2 separate regions of the Homo sapiens genome follow, and region 1 is linked to region 2. Evidence: chromatin loops called from intact Hi-C (ENCODE). Cell type or tissue: PC-3. All regions are shown on one strand. Links, peaks and the distances in the headings refer to the core of each region. The heading gives the core; the rest is flanking DNA. Region 1 overlaps DLG2 (discs large MAGUK scaffold protein 2). Region 2 has its middle 52 kb from the start of FAM181B.

What was found. A loop is a pair of places that touch in the nucleus more often than their neighbours do. Peaks named below come from ENCODE experiments on the same cell type or tissue, not always from the same donor. Only the 100,000 strongest peaks of a DNase experiment are listed, where the experiment ranks them.
Region 1: a loop joins it to region 2, with 9 times the contacts of the local background. A loop is called at or near these places in 20 of 110 quality-filtered maps.

The regions. Positions count from the first base shown.
Region 1 is chr11:83,814,665-83,824,094 of GRCh38, forward strand. The region is part of intron 17 of DLG2 (discs large MAGUK scaffold protein 2); the gene reads right to left. It also overlaps the pseudogene LDHAL6DP. Among named protein-coding and RNA genes, the nearest start is that of DLG2-AS2, 180 kb to the left of the region's middle. In PC-3, for the core only: CTCF peaks have their summits at 2,110 (motif pointing left), 2,321 and 5,483 (motif pointing left); DNase peaks (open chromatin) are centred at 3,887 and 5,467; H3K27me3 peaks cover 1,358 bases.
Region 2 is chr11:82,677,443-82,686,872 of GRCh38, forward strand. No RefSeq gene overlaps it. Among named protein-coding and RNA genes, the nearest start is that of FAM181B, 52 kb to the right of the region's middle. RefSeq lists silencers at 2,892-3,092, 4,785-5,079 and an enhancer at 4,785-5,079. In PC-3, for the core only: a CTCF peak has its summit at 4,957 (motif pointing right); DNase peaks (open chromatin) are centred at 3,019, 4,979 and 5,239; H3K4me3 peaks cover 368 bases; H3K27ac peaks cover 1,426 bases; H3K27me3 peaks cover 670 bases.

The sequences.
Region 1 (9,430 bases), core at 944-8,943, 1.1 Mb after region 2:
TTTCTGTTCAATCTGTTACAGATGGGCCAATGGCCCAAGAAGTATAACCTTTCATTTTCATAATTTCATAAGCACTGGCAATCACTTCTTTGTGGACATTTTCCCCCTTGCTCTAGATCTTGATCAATTCCTTTATCTGAGTTTAGATCCTTCAGAGGGACACCAGCAATGTTCACTCCACTCCACACAGGAACACTTGAGTCCCCATGCTCTCCAAAGATCCACCCATGGCAGCTTCCAGAGTGGATTCCAAGCACTTGCACAGTCAAGAAATGGAAATGGGCAGTGTCCAGATTACAGCCATTTCCAATAATATGGGTTTTGAAAAATGTACTCAATTTCTAAGCTACATAAATTAAGATATCCACTGGACTGGAAACTATCAATTTGCAGCAGGACTATATTGAGTAATATTAGACATCATTAATTTAACGATGGCCACATTTAGACTGACTAAATTAAAGTGTTTCACCTTTTTCCTGGCATGCACCTGATGTGATAATCACTAGGTTGGAGTTTGCAGAGATGAGATAATCTTTGCTGGAAGCACTATCTGGCAGTTTTAGGAAAAGACTGCCATGTTTAAGATCCATTGTCTCACACCCTTCAATTCACCATTATCAACAGCTACAAAGGCAACTTCATCCCTCAAGTCTTTTAATAACATGGTGATTGCACGGGCCATGCTAACTGATCCAGTTCTTATAATGGAGACCTTACTGTGGTGAATAACCTCCTCTGAAGCAAAATTCTCAATAAATTCATTCTGGATAGTTACCATCACGTAACCAGAGGTGGGAAGGTTGGTTAAGGGCCAGCTGACCCTGTGATGTGCGTTCTCTGTTGGTGACACAGATTTATCCTGGGGCCAAGAAAATTTACTCCCATAGTGCCTACGCTCCAGCTGGACCACAGAACTCCTGCAGCCCACCTTGGGGATACACACACAAGAGGTGGATGGAGCAGAGAATGGAAGAAAGTGGTGGGCAAGCTGCAGGTTGAGCTTGCTGGGGCAAGCCGAAAGAACCTGTTTGAATGTTCAGTGCCTTTCACTTTACTTCAGCTATTGCAGTTACCAAGCAAGGCCATGCTTAGCTCCCTGCACACAGGCCTCATGGGGGCCTCTGGAAAGTGCTTCTGATGTCTGCTCAGATTAAAGCAGTAAAAAGGCTTCTTCTTTAGCTCTGTGTGAATCCTGGAGAATACAAACAAGTATTCTCTTCAATATCTGACATGGATAAGAGGCCAACCCAGATCTCTGGAATTACTCATTTCCTGTTTTTAGTAGGTATGCCAAGTCGGACCCACTCTGGCTCCTGAGCCTATAGCTTAAGCATCACTGTGTCTAATTCCCTCTCTTTCTCTCTCCTTCTTTGGGACATTTCACTTTGCCCTTCACCCTCTAATATATCATGTCCAGGAACCTTAATCCTATTCTGTGGCTTCTTGATATCTTTATAAAAATGCAGCAACTAGAGTGGAACATATAGCTTAGATAGAGTCTAACCAGTGTGGAGACAGAAGGATGTCTCCTTCCCACATTCCAGGACTACATTTCCGTAAATAGGCTCCAGCCTATTAGCCTATTGGCAGCATCATCAGATGGCTACCTAAAACCACAAGATCTTCTTTTAAGGAGCTGTTGCCATATGTCTCCATTCTAAACTGGTACAATTAATTTTGGAACCTGTATTTTCCCAGACTGTCTGTCTTAGCAGAGAATTTTGTATGCCTGGTAAATGTAAGTAGTTAATAAGTATTTATAGGATTTGTGTCAATATTTTGCTACCTTATGGCTACTTACTAGCTTAATGCCTCTGAACCTCAGTTTTTTTTCACTGGAAAATGGGAAAATAGTATATTCCCTGGTAGTGCTACAGGAGGTTCATATGAGATAATACATGCAGTGTAAGGTGATGTTATTATCACAGAGAATCTAGGTTTGAATTCCACACTAGAAAGGTAATTATAACTACTAAACCCATAATCACAGAAACCACAGCCTACAGGTCCTATAACTATCCCAAACATAAGATTATATGCCCAGATTTCAATCAGAAAACATTTTACAATTCCTTTCCCCCAAAGGATGTTCAACGTTTGCTTTCATTGCCCTCTAGTGGTTGCTATACAAAAGATATAACTACATTTTGTTTGTTTCTCATTTTGATTTTTGAGATGTCAGACACAATATCTTATAAATATTCTTCAAGTTTGGTTAGGTTACACACATTCCTGTCAGCTGGAAACCTTTAAATAATCAGCCTATAGGGACAGTACCTAACATTGTGTCCTGCGCAATACAGGTGTATACTGCCCATGCATTGTTGGCCATGCATTTATTTTACTAGATCTTTACTCAGAATCTACTGACTTAAAATAGTAATCTAGCTTCATTCATTCATTATATATTTATAAGATATATTATATGTCAGGTAAACAAGACAAGCATTGTCCTGGCTTACAATAGAGTAAGGAAAATGGAGTACTAAACATGTCTTTAAAAATTAACATGGTAAGTGCTGTCATAGGAAGAGTATGGGATATACAAAGCACATTAAGAGGGGTACCTAACTTGGAGGTGCTTCTGTGTGTTTTTGGAAGGTGAAGTGGGAATGGCAAGAGAAGGCATTTAGAGAATATAACAATCTAAGATTTGAAGGATGAATAGAATAGAAGAGTTATTCAGAAGAAGGTGGGGTGGGGAAAGTTTTCAGGAGAGGATACAATGTCAGATATAGTTACATGACAGAGAAAAGACTGACTTTTAGAGATATGGCTGGACAAGTTAAGAGAAGCTATATCGAGGAATTGAGACTTTATTTGGATGGTTAAGTTATAACCAATGGACTCTGAAAAAAGTATGAATGTATGCCTTTAATTTTAATTTCTGATTTTAAAACTTTTATTATTTAAAGGGAAGTCTTAGGCTGGGTGAGGTGGTTCACACCTGTGATCCCAGTGCTTTGAGAGGCTGAGGTGGGAGGACTGCTTGAGGCCAAGAGTTGAAAAACAGCCTGGGCAACATGGTGAGACCCAGTATCTTAGAAATATTTTAAAAATTAGCTGTGTATGGTGATGCATGTTCATAGTCCTAGCTATTTGAGAAGTTGAGGTGAGAGGATTGCGTGAGCCCAGGAGCTCAAAGGTTTAGTGAGCTATGATTGTGCTACTGCACAATCTAGCAGCAGTGAGACCCTGTCTCTAATTAAAAAATAAATAAATAAAATAAAGGGAAGTCTTTATTCATAACTAACATACGTTTAGTCATAACTAATAAAAAATTAATTGTTCAAAAACCCTTCAGTGCATCCTTTTTATCACACAAAGTTCTCTCAAACACATACATTCCTAGCATATTGGAGCTGGAAGGGCCTTTAAAGATCCTGAGTCTCCGTCTTTTCACTTTACAGAGGAGTGAGAAGATCAGGAGTTTGTTCAGGTTGTCCTGAGTAACTGAATTGTTGCTCCTGGGAGCTATTTGCTTTTCCTAGCCTAGCCCAGTGCTTAAACTCCTCATCCCGTTTATTCAGAGGCCAAATAGTCTCCTGCATCTGGTGTCTTGTTGGTCTGGGCTGTTGATAATTCTTGAGCACTCCTGCTTTTCAAAACTTCTGCATTGGACTTCATGTTCTTCCTTTGTGGCCTGATGAAAAAATCGTTTATCTTAGACTTGCAGTGAGGATCTGGGAAGGTCTTTCCATTACCAAGGAAAACATGAATCCTCCTCAGAATACCTGGTGAGGTTTTGCCTTTTCTATGGAACTCCCTTGCCTCACTGTACTTTTCTTATAGTATAATTCGGGGTGGACCTGCTTATTACTTCTGTTAGACTATAAGCATCCCAAGGACATGACACATGGCTTAGTCATCATTACATTCCACATAGCAAGGTGACATAAACACAGAAGCCCCTATCAAGTTCGTTGTAGACAGGGATGAGAGGATACATGAATAAACAGAGGAATGGAGTGGAATATCTTATTTCCTGACAGGAGGTTTAAATCTATGTTAGTAAGGGTATGAAAGCTATATATATTTTTTCCTTCAGGGAAAGATGGTGAGCCACCCAAGGTGAAAAGAGAATCTCTGACAAGCAAGCAAAAATTAAGGTTGTACTCTTTGTCATAAGAAATGACTATGAATATGAACGTAAAAAGACATTAGAGAAGAAAAGTCAGGAAAAGGGGAAAGATAAATTTGGGTAGCATAAGAGACTGCCCAAAGGACTTTAAAACCAGAGATACCTGACGTTCATTTTTAAGTTTTTACATGTTTATGCAAATCCACTGCCATCTTTTTGAGGCATAAGTCCTGTCTGCTACACACAAAGGAGATGCTAAGGAACACTTGCTTGCCTTTATGTTAGAAACAGAAACAGTGTGATTTTTTCTGATGTTCTCAATTACAGAGTCTACTGACTCAGGTCTATATGTGCCTGATGATGATCACGAGCCCCATCAACAAAGGGAGTTCCCGCTCAGCATGGAGGCAGACCCTCCGCCAAATGAAAGAAAAATGTAGGCCAGGTGTAGTGGCTCACACCTGTAATCCCAGCACTTTGGGAGGCTGAGGCAGGTGGATCACCTGAGGTCAGGAGTTCGAGACCAGCCTGGCCAACATGGTGAAACCCCATCTCTACTGAAAATACAAAAACTAGCTGGGCATTGTGGTACATGCCTGTAACCCCAGCTAACTGGGAGGCTGAGGCAGGAGAATTGCTTGGACCTGGGAGGCTGAGGTTGCAGTGATCCAAGATCATGCCACTATACTCCAGCCTGGGAGACAGAGCAAGACTCTATCTCAAAAAAAAAAAAAAAAAAAAAAAGAAGAAAAGAAAAAGAAAAGAAAAAGAAAAGAAAAATATAGTCTTCATTCTTCTTAATTCTATCATAAATCTGAGAGTAGAATAATAAAAGTACATGAAAAACTACCCATAGCTTAGTATAGTTTATGTTACACACAAAACCTGAGAGATATAGGCAATAAATGTTCCTGGAATATGTTTTACAGCAACATTGGTCCATCAGGAAAGTTTCCCTCCAGGAAAGATTCTGAACATAGAGAAATAACAAGAAATCAAATTATAAGGAAGATTAACTATTGACCTTTTCCTGACCCCTCTATTTCTCCCCTTCAAGCAGGAGAATTATAGGTCAGTCCAACGTTGAAGAAGGAGTAACATTTCTCATTTTGAGCTTTCTCAAGAAATCTTGGCTATCAGAGCTCCCAGCTGATTCCTAGTGGTTTCTTATGTTTAAATACAGGACCCTCACAATAATAATAATAATAATAAACAAAGTCACAAATGTTACTTTCAGGTTTGAATTCCACTTGAATTCATTGAGTTATATTTTAAAAAGCTATCATTATGATAACCAGTTTTAATACTGTGATCAAATACAATCACTAGTATGAAAACTGGGCAAAAGGCCACATTCCACTAGTGTCTCCAGTTCAATGCAAAATCTTTTACTGCCATCTTGTGGATTTTTAGGAAATAATCCCAGTCACTACATATTATTTATTGTCTTACGGGAACAATAGGTTCATAGGCCAGTTTATGAAAATAACTGAAAAAAAGTATAAGAAAAGAGCAGCTAAATAGTCAGGTTTCCATCTAACATTATCACTTTGTATTCTCTACTAAGCATCTCTGAGGCTTGGTTTCTTCATAAAAAGTTGTTATTATAATAATACCATCCCCTGCCTGTCTCAAGGTTGCCATAAGAATAAAAATTTTAAATTGCTCCATAAATCAAAAGTACTATTCAGAAACAACCAATTATTATCAATGCTATCAGCCACATTATTAGAATGACGATACCTAAGCATTTCATATGTAACAAGGTAAACTATGGTTCAGGCTGAAAAGTCCAGACCTTGGTACCTGCTTTCAGAGTGATTTGTCTCATCTTTTATGGCTTTCAGGGCAAGAAAATGGATGTTTCAAATGAAAATATTCCCTGGAGATAGTTGTTCCTGGGGCAGAAAATACTGTGGGCCTGACAACTGAGGAAGGGAATATTTCCTTTTTTACTGATTCACTGATGAGCAAGTGAGCCCCGACATTTGAAAAGCACAGCAAATATGTAGTATAGGAACAGCTTTTTCCAGTGAAAAATGCTACCCCTGGGATCCTATCTACTGATCCATATTTAGTTATTCTCTGGTAAGTTATTCATCCAGGATTTCTCTCTTCCAACCAACCGACACTTAAACTGGAAAACCAGGCAATAGGTTGGCTCATAGATGTCACAGACAACTTAAAAAAGAATCTTCTGAGAATTTCAGGGAAAAAACTTAGAACAAAATCTCCAAAAGCTTTCCTTTCCCATTAGCGAAGACTTCAAGTTCTTTCATCTAATTTATTCATCACCTATGAACACCTGTGTGTGCCTAGCACTGGGTTAGGTTCTGGGATGCAATGATGATGCAGACATAACGCTTATGCTTACTGACCTCCATACTAGCTGGAAAGTTCACATCTCATAACTCATGATATCTGCTGCTTCAAGCTCTGCAGTTGTTCAGAACCTGAGCAGAGAAAGGGCCAATGCTGCCCTTGGGAATTTGAAAGAGAGAAGCAGCTCATGTATGAGCAATTTGCTGTTAGAGGACGCTCATCGACTCTCCACTTATGTCAGCTGTTGAGAGCGGTCATTGCATGTGGTGGAGTGAATGGTGTCAGAAGTGGTGATGGTGATGATGAAGAAGATAAGATGATACTTGGAATTAAGAAACTTATTATGGATTTTTTTTAGATGAATGGATTTTAAATAATGTCAGCGTGAGAAGAATAAGTCATAGTAGTTGTTTCTTTTTATCAATCTGCCATGCATTACGACCATGTTCATATCTTATGTCTCCACTAAGCTATCAGCCCCTGAAGGTGAGAACAATGTCTGATATACCTCTCTATTTCCTATAAACACTAGAATAATATTTGACAGTCATGTTTTCATTATTGAACACTTATAAAGTGCCAGATACTTTTCAAAACTCTTCGAATACAGCAATAAACAAAATAAATCAATAAGAGATATTCAATAAATCAAATAATTAACAAATAAGAGTCACAGCCATACAGCCAAAGTGTTTTCCACTTCTTCCACTTAATATACATGTATATGAATTGCTAAATAAATCACCAATTTCCTTCTCTCTACTGAATCATTTCCATCAACATATAAACACTGTTACAAAAAACAAACTCTACCCTCAAGTTCCCATTCTATTGCATTCCTCTCTAGAGCAAACTCAAAGGAGATAACTCTTCTCCTTGTCATTAAAAGAGGGAATTTGGATGGAAAGGCAGGAGGAACTTGTCGAAAGATATTAAGTGGAGGAGTAACATGATCAAAGTTGATAGAATCTATGGAGTTGGTGTGAAAGATGAAAAAAATACTGACTTTGAAGCTGGGCAGACCTAGAGTCCAGTCCTTTTACTACAGTCTGGTCTTAACCAAATTATTTAACCTCTCAGAATCTCAGAACTTTGACCTGCAAGATAATAGTAATCAAACCATTTGAAGTTCTTACTAGGTAGGAAGCACACAATATGTCTCTCATCCTTTGTCTTCAATTCTTCTCCTTTTATTCTCTCAGGCCTAGGCTCCTCCCACTAGAGGCTTCTCTCTGAAATAATTTCTATTGTTTAAGAAGCACTTATGATCCTTAAGATACTAGACCTAAAACATTCCTCAAATAGAGCTCAGTGAGCCAAATAATCCCCGATGGTCATTTATCATTTATCTACCCAGTGTTCAGATATGCTTCTTATTTGGGGACAATTCAAGACAGGAAGGAGGCACAGCCTTACCCCCATTAGAGAAGCTGGAGGGGGCAGCTATTCCCTTTTCCCACCCCTCAGCAGCTACAACAGGGCAAGTCAAGCAGATGTTCCAGTTGGGAATTTAGCATCCCCACACTAACGTGTAAGGTGCATGGAGAAACAGAGATTTTTCATGGCAGTGTGGTTTGGCTATAAGTGGCCAGTGGTGACAGCCCAGCACCCTTAGTAGGAGGATTTCCTCCTTGGCCTCTGAGCCTGGTTCCTCAGGCTTCCTGAAGAGCTTGTAGACTATCTGTTATTTCTCCAATAAATTCTTTTTTTTCATATAAGTTACCTGGAACTGACGTCTGTTGTCTGGAGTCAAGAACTCCAGGAGGTAAATTCACCAATCAAGCTCCCATCAGGTATATTCCTAGAGTAGTTAGCGTTAGAGGTAAGGGAGCTTGTCATGAAAGAAGGAGGCCTATACCTAGAGTCAAACAGGCTTTGAGTTAGAAAACTGTTGAACCCTTCAGTTTCTTCTTGAATAAAACAGCAGCATGATCACTTTCCTACCTATCCTGAAGGTACCCTATGAGGATCAAATGAGATAATCACAGTGAGATACTTTATACATATATATGGTAATGCAAATCTAAGGGTTATTAGAGATTAGCTAATAAAATAGGTTATTCTGAGGCCCAAACAAATTGGACTAAAAATCAGTCCACTTTTTGACTCAAAAGAGATTTCAGGAGGGATGATCAAGTCGATGATCACTCCTTCTTTAAAACTTGAGAACTCTTTGCACGATTTCCCCTTTATCTGTGATCAGCTGTTATACCACAGTTTAGATGTTTACATAGAGAAGACACTTTGAAACTTGTATAGGAAGTCCTTGCTACCCAAATTTTTTGGAAGAAGAGAATATGTCATAAACATATTTTAAATGATCATCAAGTATTTAGCATTTAATATGTAATAGAATAGTTAATTAACATTTTTCTGATCTATAGGAATTCCTCTTAGTCAATTAGGAAATGATCTGTCTGAATTGGAAATATATTCCATTGGCCAGAAATCTAAAAGCTTTAATGTATTCTGAATCTTCAGGACAGAAGGGATTAATTGGCCAGAGCGCGAGATGAATAAAACTGAGAGGGGTCCTAGGATTTCCAACTGCCTTCAGAGAAGTGGGCAAAGATGAGTCATTCATTCATTCATTCATTCATTCATTCGTTCATTAAACATTTGCTCAGTAGCTCCGTTCTAAGTTAATCAACAAGGGAGCAGAGATGAATAAAACACAGTTTCATCCTCAAGGGAAGCTTCAAAGGATCTGAACGTTGCTTCTAAGTGCCTCAATCTTACAGCCTTCGTATACAATGGCTTCCTGTGGTGACTCATATGTCTCCTTTTAAATGCTCTTTTTTTAGGCATTTATGCTTTTTTCATTAACTAGACTTTGAGTATGGACTGCCTCAGACATAAGTAAACTGCCAAATTCAATTCTTTGGTGAAGGCCTGCATCGCAGAAAGAGCATAGCTTTGAAATCAGAAGCAACAGTATTCCAAATACCACCATCATTACTGATTATCTGTGTGATCTTGGACAAATTATTTAATTTCTCTGAGCCTTCAATCCAACAAGGTTGT
Region 2 (9,430 bases), core at 719-8,718:
TAGAATAAACTTTAGTCTTATACTTGGCCTGATTATTTTCATAAAGCACAGCAAGAATAATTATTTCTACATAGGCCTTTTGGGTTGGCTTTGATGGAACTCTGTTCCACAAGGAATCTCAGATAAGACCTGTTAAAGCTGAGTCCAGCCATGGGTTTGTACCCTCAAATACCTGTGAGTTGGGTGATCCTTTTCTCTTGAGGTCCTAAGATAAACTTTGAGCTCCTGGACCTGTTAGAAAGTGACATTCTTTACTGACCACAAGTTAGGAACCCTTTGCAGGGACTGTGTAGATCAGTTATGAGGCCAGTTCTCCCCCCAAAGGGCTTTTACTGGCTCTGCCTGTCAGGCTTTAATTCCTTAAAGGGAAACACACCCATTCCATCAAAGCCTTGGTAAAATAACCAGTTTTTCCAATTGTGTCCTCTTGAAAAAGAAAAATGGATTCTTATTGCACTGATGCAAACAACTATATTGTCATAGGTTAAGAGTACTTACAGATAGTTTCCAAATTCTAGAGGAACCAGGCAGAGAGAAACAAACATGCTCCAAATTTTGTTTGCAGGAGTATACCTTACTTAATTATTAAAGGCCATAAATAGTTCAAAATAAGTTTCCTCAACTTTGAAAAACAAAACAAGGATCACCAATGTTTTAAGCAAAAGTCCAGAAGGTTGCTCTAACTTTCTGAGTGCAGTCCATTCAGTTAACTCTTGTTTTGCTTGATATTCATGAACATGCCAGTTCTTTGTGAGTCCTGTATGTATTTCTCTATTCCAATGTTATAATCTTCAAAGCTATTGGAAACCTGCATTTGAGAACACCTGTTAAAGTCCTTAATATATCTTGATTATAAACCATCTTTTGAGAAGGAACAAACCAAGACAAAAATTGTTTGCAAATTACAAAATTTCTAGGGTAATTACACTCAAAAACATGACGACAAAGAAGTTTAGTTATCTCCATAGCTTACAATAACTTTACCCTCAATTATGATTGATAGCATATATTCAGACAATAGAATTTTAGAAATCCCATACAATTTTATAAAATATATTAGTAGTATTCACCAAAATATAACTTAAAGAAGACTGGACATTATTTTGGCAATCTCATGTGATTAAAAATGTTAAATAATTCAGTTCATCTCTTTTCTGAATGTTGCAGGGGCCCTCTGAACCATCCAGAAATCCAGGCATCAGGAAAGACAATTTTGAAACTTGGAGTTTGATTTTGAGATGTCCGTTAAATGTTAGACGTTTAAAACACTTAATGTTATGAAATAGAATTCCAAATTGCCACAAATTATTTATTTTGCCAAAATAATGATTTTTTTAAAAACCCTTTTATTAGCCTTTACTATTACGTGAAAATCCTGTTCAAAGTCAAATTATACCCTTGCATTAGTTTATTAATGTTAACCCTGATTTGTTTAAATAAAACCTTATTTAAATTCCATCTAATCTTAACCAATTTGACCATGTGGTGAAATCTTTACAAACTCTATAACCCCTTTTGCTAAAGGCAGATTACCATCTTAGAACAACCTTTTTTGTGCTTTTATTTTAATGCTCAATTTATGAAAAGACCATATAATACTCCTTTGAATTTAGTTAATGTTTATATATTTTTTGTAAGATTAATTTTTACAATCTTTCCACAACTTACTTAAACGTTTGGCTTTATCTTATTAAATTTAAGATAATCCCTTATCCCTAGGCAAAATTTACATTTCCATGTTTCTTATAATCTTTTACTAAAAAACACATTTCACTGTTTTTATATGCCTTGCATGTAAAACTGTTTAATGATCTCAAATACATGCTGCACTCTTAAGTCTTAGCAACTTTTACTTTTGGTGAAAAACCTGGTTAGTAAGCAATTTTAATTTTGTACCAGCTTAAAAATTAAAGTCATGTGAACTAAAAAATATTTGATTTAAGTGCTTATTTTTCTTTAAGCCAATTAATTTGAGCTCTTTCTATATACATTACACATAACACATACATAGCACATACATAGCGACACAAACAAACTGAAGATTCAGCACTTGTAAGATTTTTCATCTGCCACTTTTTTAATTGGATTACTGGCTTCAGGGTGGAGCCCTTGGAGGAACAGGGGCAAGATAGCATGCAATTTTAGGGCCTAATAAGCAAGCATTGCTAAAGGCAAAGACAGATCCCCAAATTTAAGAACAGAGCCTTTGATTTTGAGAGGGAACTATCTGCTTTTAATTCCTGGGGTTTCATGAGAAAAACAGAGGTTTTTTTCCCAAAACGGGGTCTGCGGCAGCTCTTCTGTTTTCCCATGGAGTCCCATGCTACCAGAAGTTATCTTAGGGCCTGTCATGCATGCATTAAGAGTGACAAAACAAAAAATGGAGAAAAATAATTTGGTCAACTGAGGCCAAAAAAAAACCTTTTTCCAGAAAAACAAGATCCAAGAAGAGAAAAACATAAAGACCTTTTAAATATACCTATAACTTGAATATTCACTTTTAATTAAGCTGAGTGCTCTTTAAATCCCTTATTATTCAACTTTAGCCATGCCAAGCAGTTAAGTTTTCAGCTTTTGAACTTCATGAAAAGTAACCTCACAGGTGAAACCAACAAGCCTTAATTAGGTTATGACTTAACCATAAGTGTACAAGATATTTTCAAAGGAGGTGACAGGCAGCTTTTGAAACCATCAGTGCAAAATTGTGACTGATAGTGAAAGACTTCCAACTCAACCAACCCCATTTTGTTTCCAGCCCCCAAGCTGTCCTTGCCTATCCCTGGACGTAGACCAAACCAACTTTGGGAGGTGCCTGGTTTACAGTTTATAGTCTAAAACAAACATGATAACAGCCCTTTCTTAAGATATACTTCCCTCTTGCCTGGGGACTAGACCAAGAAACTAGCTACAAGATTAGAGTCACACAGCTGGAGGCTACAAGATTCTGACCCTCCCTTAACTGGTGTCAAGATCAGTGCTTAAGATATTTTGTAAACCCTGCCCTTGATGGATTAGCTGGCACCGCCCAGACCAATAAAATGGCTTATCTGATTTTGTGGCCCTCATCCAGGAACTGACTTAGTACAAGAAGACAACCACCACTGTAAAATGATGGAGACTAAAACAAAGTATTGCCACATAGTTACAGGTCATGTTCCCAAAGACATGAAACAAGACAGAGGCCTGTAGCCATGTTTGTTAACTGAAAATTTGTTTGACTGGCTTCAACAGTACGCTTATGGGGTCCTGGGCCTGCATTCTAATTTAAGGTATCCTTTATTTTGACAGAACCATACAGAAAGACACACAAAGCACACCAGATTAGCTACAGCTTAAGACCAACCTCACAAATCCTTTTTCATTAATTAAAACTTTACAGAGAATACAAACAATAATCCTTATTATCCCTTTTACTGGTTTGCACTGGAAGAGAGAAGCCAAACGCCCGACTGGTAAAAAATGTTTACCCTTTTGCCAGCATGTCAGGCTTCTGGTTTCCCTTCTCCCTAGCTCAACTCTAAGCCAAGCATTCTAAGGTTTGGAAAATTAACTTTTCCCAGGTTGGAAGAATATTATAAAAGAGACATTTGAAACTATGAAAGAAGGAAAAACACCACAGACATGAGTTAAATTGTGGAAAGCTTCTACACACGTATCGGGGTCTTCAGAAAATTGGCCTAAGTCTCCCTTTATTTGCTTAAGGTCCTGTAATGAGAAGGGAACTTGAACCCTCATGGGACCATTCCCATCAGGCATTTCCTGCAGAGGTAAGAGTGAAGAGGGGAGAGTAGGTAATACTGGAGATGCTGGAGCTGGAGAAGCTGACGGTATGATTGGAGGGGTACTGGAAGGGTTGAGACATTCAGTAGCAGTCTCAGATTGCACCTCTGGAATCTGCTTTAGCTCTGTGGGCTTGCCTGCCATGGGTACTAAAAGAGCTGAGTTGATTGTACAGAACTTGTAAAGGTCTGGGTTGTCTTGCAGGGCAAAGAAAGTCTGTACATAGGGGACCTCAGTCCATCTGCCCCTGCATCTGCAGAAAAGATCTAACTGTTGGATAATATTCAAAATCAAGGTTCCCCCCAGCCTTGGTAAGCCATGGTAAGAAGGCCATGCCCTTCTGCAACAGAATATAAGGTACTTTTTCTTAAAAGGCTCAGGGGCAAAAGAGTGCCAGTGCGTTAAAATACACTCCAGGGGAGTGTATGCTGAAGACAATCTGTTACCCATCTAGAAAGAGAAGTGGGAGAAGGCGTCCCTTTAGTCTCCTTCCCTTCCATATGTGACCCAGGGTGGAGAAGAAAACAGTGGGAGCATCCCCCCAACTATTTTCCCTCTCTGGTTCCTGGGTCCCAGCACCCTGTTAAATGTGCCACCCATGGCTACAGGCATGACCCTCCAAGCCATGACACCAGAGGAACTAGACTTTTGAGGCCTAGATACACTTACCCAAGTAGTCCTAGTCCTCTGACTATTATTTTCCTTTGACCTCCTAGACTTATGTGACCTGTGTGCCTCCCTCCAAAAAATGGATCTTGGGAAAGACTATATAAAAGCAAGGTTCCTTTAATGGAGGAAATTTGCTAGATTGCCTGCTATTATGGCCCATGCTAAAGCATCTACCCTTAGAAAAATGGTTCTGGTTAACTTCCAGACTTAAAATCCTCTTACTAATTAAGTACTGTCTTAATTGGAGACAGAACAGGTGCCTTAAAAGAACATAGGAACCAAACGGCTGTTTTTCTGCTGATGGGACAATATTAAAACTAAAATTTGGCTATGGAAAACACTTAACTCCTAACTGTTGAAGGCAGAGATCTCCCATTCACAGAAGTAGCATAAAGCCTAGTTTCCAGTAGAAAAGTGCAACGAGGAAAAGTTGTGAAACTACAATGTGCTGCAAAGCACCAGCAATGTGTCTTATGAAAAGGATTTCTATTTCCACTAGGTGGCACTGTTGGGTTAGAAATACCATGTGTTTGCCAGACGAGAGAGGAGAGTGAGAGGAGAGAGAGAAAGGAGAGAGAAGAGAGAGAGAGGATTGGGGGCGGGGTGGGGAGAGAGAGACAGAGAGAGAGAGAGAGAGAGAACGTTTATATGGCCTGCCACATTTGCTGATCTTTCCTGACAGACCTGATTCCCTGGACTGTAAAAATTCCTGAGACAGAGAGAGAGAGAGAAAGAGAGGAAGAGAGAGAGAGACGTTTATGCTGCCTGCCACATTTGCTGATCTTTCCTGACAGACCTGTTTCCCTGGACTGTAAAAATTCCTGCACATGGCATACACAGAGAGAATAGATATAGTGGTCACAGGTAGAAAAGAAATGAAAATCTGGTGACAGGATAGCTGGAAGAGAGCCTGGAGATTAAAAGACAGATTTGAGGTTGAGGTTCACTCCATACTCACCACTCCAATGAATGTTGTACCTTGGATTTCCGGCCAATGCACCAAAATGATATGGCTCCAATGAATGGAGAAACACCAGGGTCCTTTGTCTTGTGCCAGTTAGATAAACAACATGGACACACATGGAGTGGTTTTTAAGGAGCAGAAAGTTTAATGGGCAAGAAAGAAGAAGAAAGTCTCCCCCTGTATGGGAAGTGGGGGGTGGGCTCCAAATGGAGAAAAACCCTGTGTGCGGTGGAAAAGTAGTCGGTTACATTGGGAGGCTGCAGGAGGCAGTGTCTGATTTGCATAGGGCCCAGGGGATTGGTTTGACCAGATGTGTCATTCACGTAGCCTGCGAGAAACCTGGCCCTCCCACTCTGGCCTTTTAACAGGCCAATGCAGGTTGCCATGATGTCATGCACACATGGAGTCATCTGGAGGTGGCCATGACACCTGGCACACATGGTGACAAGGAGAAGAGGGTGGGAATCACCATACTGGATGAACCCAACTTCTAATTGCTGGCATTTGCATATCAAAGCTTGCTGGCCTGACTTTTCAAGCCGCTCTTCTATTAGAAAAGAAATGTTTCAGGAGCTGTTTATTTTAAAAGGAAAAGTCTTACCAAGGACTCCTTACCCTCCCTATCTGCCTAAAATAATTTATTAATATTCCCTGTATTATTCCCATTATAAAAGTGTATTCCATAGACACATGAACTGTCAGGGCACAGAGAGACCAAAGAGGTCATCATGCCTCATTAGCTCCAAGAGGGTGCATGACTCCCCAAAAGCCCACCATGAGCCATTCACTGAAATTAGAACCCCAGTCCCCTGATGCAAGCTGGTGCTCTTTCTACAGCATCACATCATCTCTTTGAGGAACAAGATTATTGGAAAAAAGGCACCAACTCGACTGGGAATTTAAGATCTGGGTTTGAGTACCAGTTCTCAAAAGTTCTGCTTTCCAATTACTTTTCCTTCATTAAGTGCTGAAAGTGAAGACTACATAAAAAAGTTGTGTGAAAGTGCCTCATAACCAAATTTAACACATAGTGGGTGTTTATTAATAAACGCTTTTTGAATCTGAATCCCTCAGGGGAGTAAGATTTGGCTAAGGTAATCCATGTGAACATATTATATCAAAGTGTAGTGTGATACAGAAATGGAAAGAATTGTTATATTTTTCGATAGTAAAACAAAGATTTTTTTTAGATAGGATTGCAGTGGATGAGGGAAGTTATTACTTTCCATCTCATGGACAAGTTGTGGCAGTATTTATGTTCTTAAACTACCATTGCCTACACTTCTGCATCCAAACTCTGAGCCCTGGACTTAAGCATTCATCTCGACTTGAAAATAAATCCATTCTATCTGGACCAACAGGAAAGACACAGCGTATAGCAAATATACTGAAATAAATAGCTTAAATGTTGGCTATCACTTGCTGAAAATAGCCAACCAAGCCAGCCTATCTCCAGAAATAATTCAATATGCCCTTGAAATAAGAAAATTCTGCTTAAAACACCTAAATATTTTATAGAAACCAAACTAAAACACATTGATACGATGATAAAATCTTACTGCCTTGAATCTTCTGTGAAAATACCTGTTAACATCTCTTAAAGCATTGAGGCGGAACAGACAGAAGAACTAACACTACTGGTGCCTGAATGCCAAGCACTCCACTAGATATTTGACATATACTGTCTCATTTATTTCCTCCCTTAATCCTGTTATTATCCCCATTTCAGAGAGGTGGGCAAATTTCCCCCTCTTTCATCCAGTTTGTAAATAATGGAACTAGAGTCAAATCCAGGTCTATTTTTTCCACTGTATACAATCAACTCAATAGAAGACACACAATCTCACATACACCACAAGATACACCTTTCTAGTGAGTTAGGCACAAAAGCCAAAGCAGAGATTTAAACACTTGGAAGACACTTAGGGAATTTGAGAGTCAATTTTGGAGCATTCGATTTTTGCTTCTTTCTCCACAGTAAAACGATAACAACACCTTTTGATATGGTTTGGCTCTGTGTCCCCAGCCAAATCTCCTCTCCAATTGCAATCCCTGTATGTGGAGGGAGGGACCTGGTGGGAGGTGATTGGATCATGAGGGCGAATTTCTCCCTTGCTATTCTCATGATAATAAGTTCTCATAAGATGTGATCGTTTGATAACTGTCCGGAGCTTCCCTCTTCTCTCTCTCTCTCCCTCTTTCTCCTGCTACCATGTAAGACATGGCTTGCTTCCCCTTCACCTTCCACCATGATTGTAAGTTTCCTGAGGCCTCCCAGCCATGCAGAACTGTGAGTCAATTAAACTTCTTTTCTTCATAAATTACCCAATCTCGAGGTAATATCTTTATAGCAGTATGAGAATGAACTAATATACCTTGGTACATGAAGAATTTTACAAAATGTTTTTAATAAATAGCATAGCTAAGATTTAAATCCAAGTTTTCTGACTCCAAGTCTAGCCCTCTTCCCAAGCAAAGGCTGACTAAAGGGACTCTAAACCAAACTTTGGATGTCTGAAGGAAGACAACGTAGTATTTTTGTTTATTTATTTTTGAGACAGAGTCTCGCTCTGTCACCCAAACTGGAGTTTAGTGGCGTGATCTCTGCTCACTGCAACCTCTGCCTCCTAGGTTCAAGCAATTCTCCTGCCTCAGCCTCAGGAGTAACTGGGACTACAGGCACACACCACCATATCTGGCTAATTTTTGTATTTTTAGTAGAAATGGGGTTTCACGATGATGGCCAGGCTGGTCTTGAACTCCTGACCTCAAGTGATCTGCTCATCTCAGCCTCCCAAAGTGCTGGGATTATAAGCATGAGCCACCGTGCCCTGCCTAACATAGTATTTTTGTAGTCTGGGCCATTACAACAAAATATCATAGAGTGGTTAGCTTATAAACAAAGGAAATTTATTTCTTATAGTTCTGGGGATTAGAAAGTCCCAGACCAAGGCACCAGCAATTTGGTGTCTGACGAGAGCCATCTCTTGTTTCATAGACAGCAATGCCTTCTCACTTTATTCTCATATGATTGAAGGTCCTAGCTAGCTCTCTGGCAAATCTTTTATAAGGGTATTAATCCCAGTCATGAGGACTCGTCACTCATGACCTAATTACCTCCCAAAGGCCTCCTAATACCATCACCTTGGGCATCAGGATTTCAACATCTGAATTTTCATAGGACACAAACATTCAGACAATAGTATCTCTGAAAAAAGAAACCTCCTTATTTACTGAGTAAATTCCCACTGAATAAAACAATTCCAACGGTATCATCTGAGGAATGCAGGTATCATAGATTGGTGTCTTGATGAGAAAATTAACAAGCAAGGAATAGTGATCAATTGTTTTCTAATTTCCCATCTATAAAATATATATTAGCTACTTGATAAAATCACCTAAGGCCATAAAGAGGAGCAAAAAAGGAACCATATTTATTGAGTCATAAAAGACTTTTTTGAATCTAGTAGTATCACTCTTGAGAATTGTTATAGGAAGAGGGGAAATGCCTAAAGGAAAAGCTACAAAGACATTCATTACAATGCCATTTAAACAGTGAAACGCTGAAAATAACCTACAAACCAACAATAGGGGAATTGTTAAATGAACAGTGGTATATCAACCAGATGGTATGTTACGTAACTTGTAAAATATAATATTTCTAAACACTAGATAAAGATAAAAAGTTCACAGTATACTAAATTTAGAAAGAAAAATGTCTATGCCATGCAAAAATACCATATGCATACAAGCAAAGTGTGGAAGAGAGCATTAAAATAACAACTATTGATTTGTAAGGGTGACGGGATTATAGGCAGGTTTTTCTATTCATTTTTTAAATTTCCAGTACATTTTTTGTAATATAACTTATTTTAAGTAGAGCTTGGCATTACTCTAAACCGACTGTCTTTTATCCAAACAACAGCAAGAGACAAGACATTTACAAACTCTGGGGAATCAGTATTTTTTTATCCATTGTGTGAAAGTTCTTGTAATTGATCTTGTCATTCAATTCAA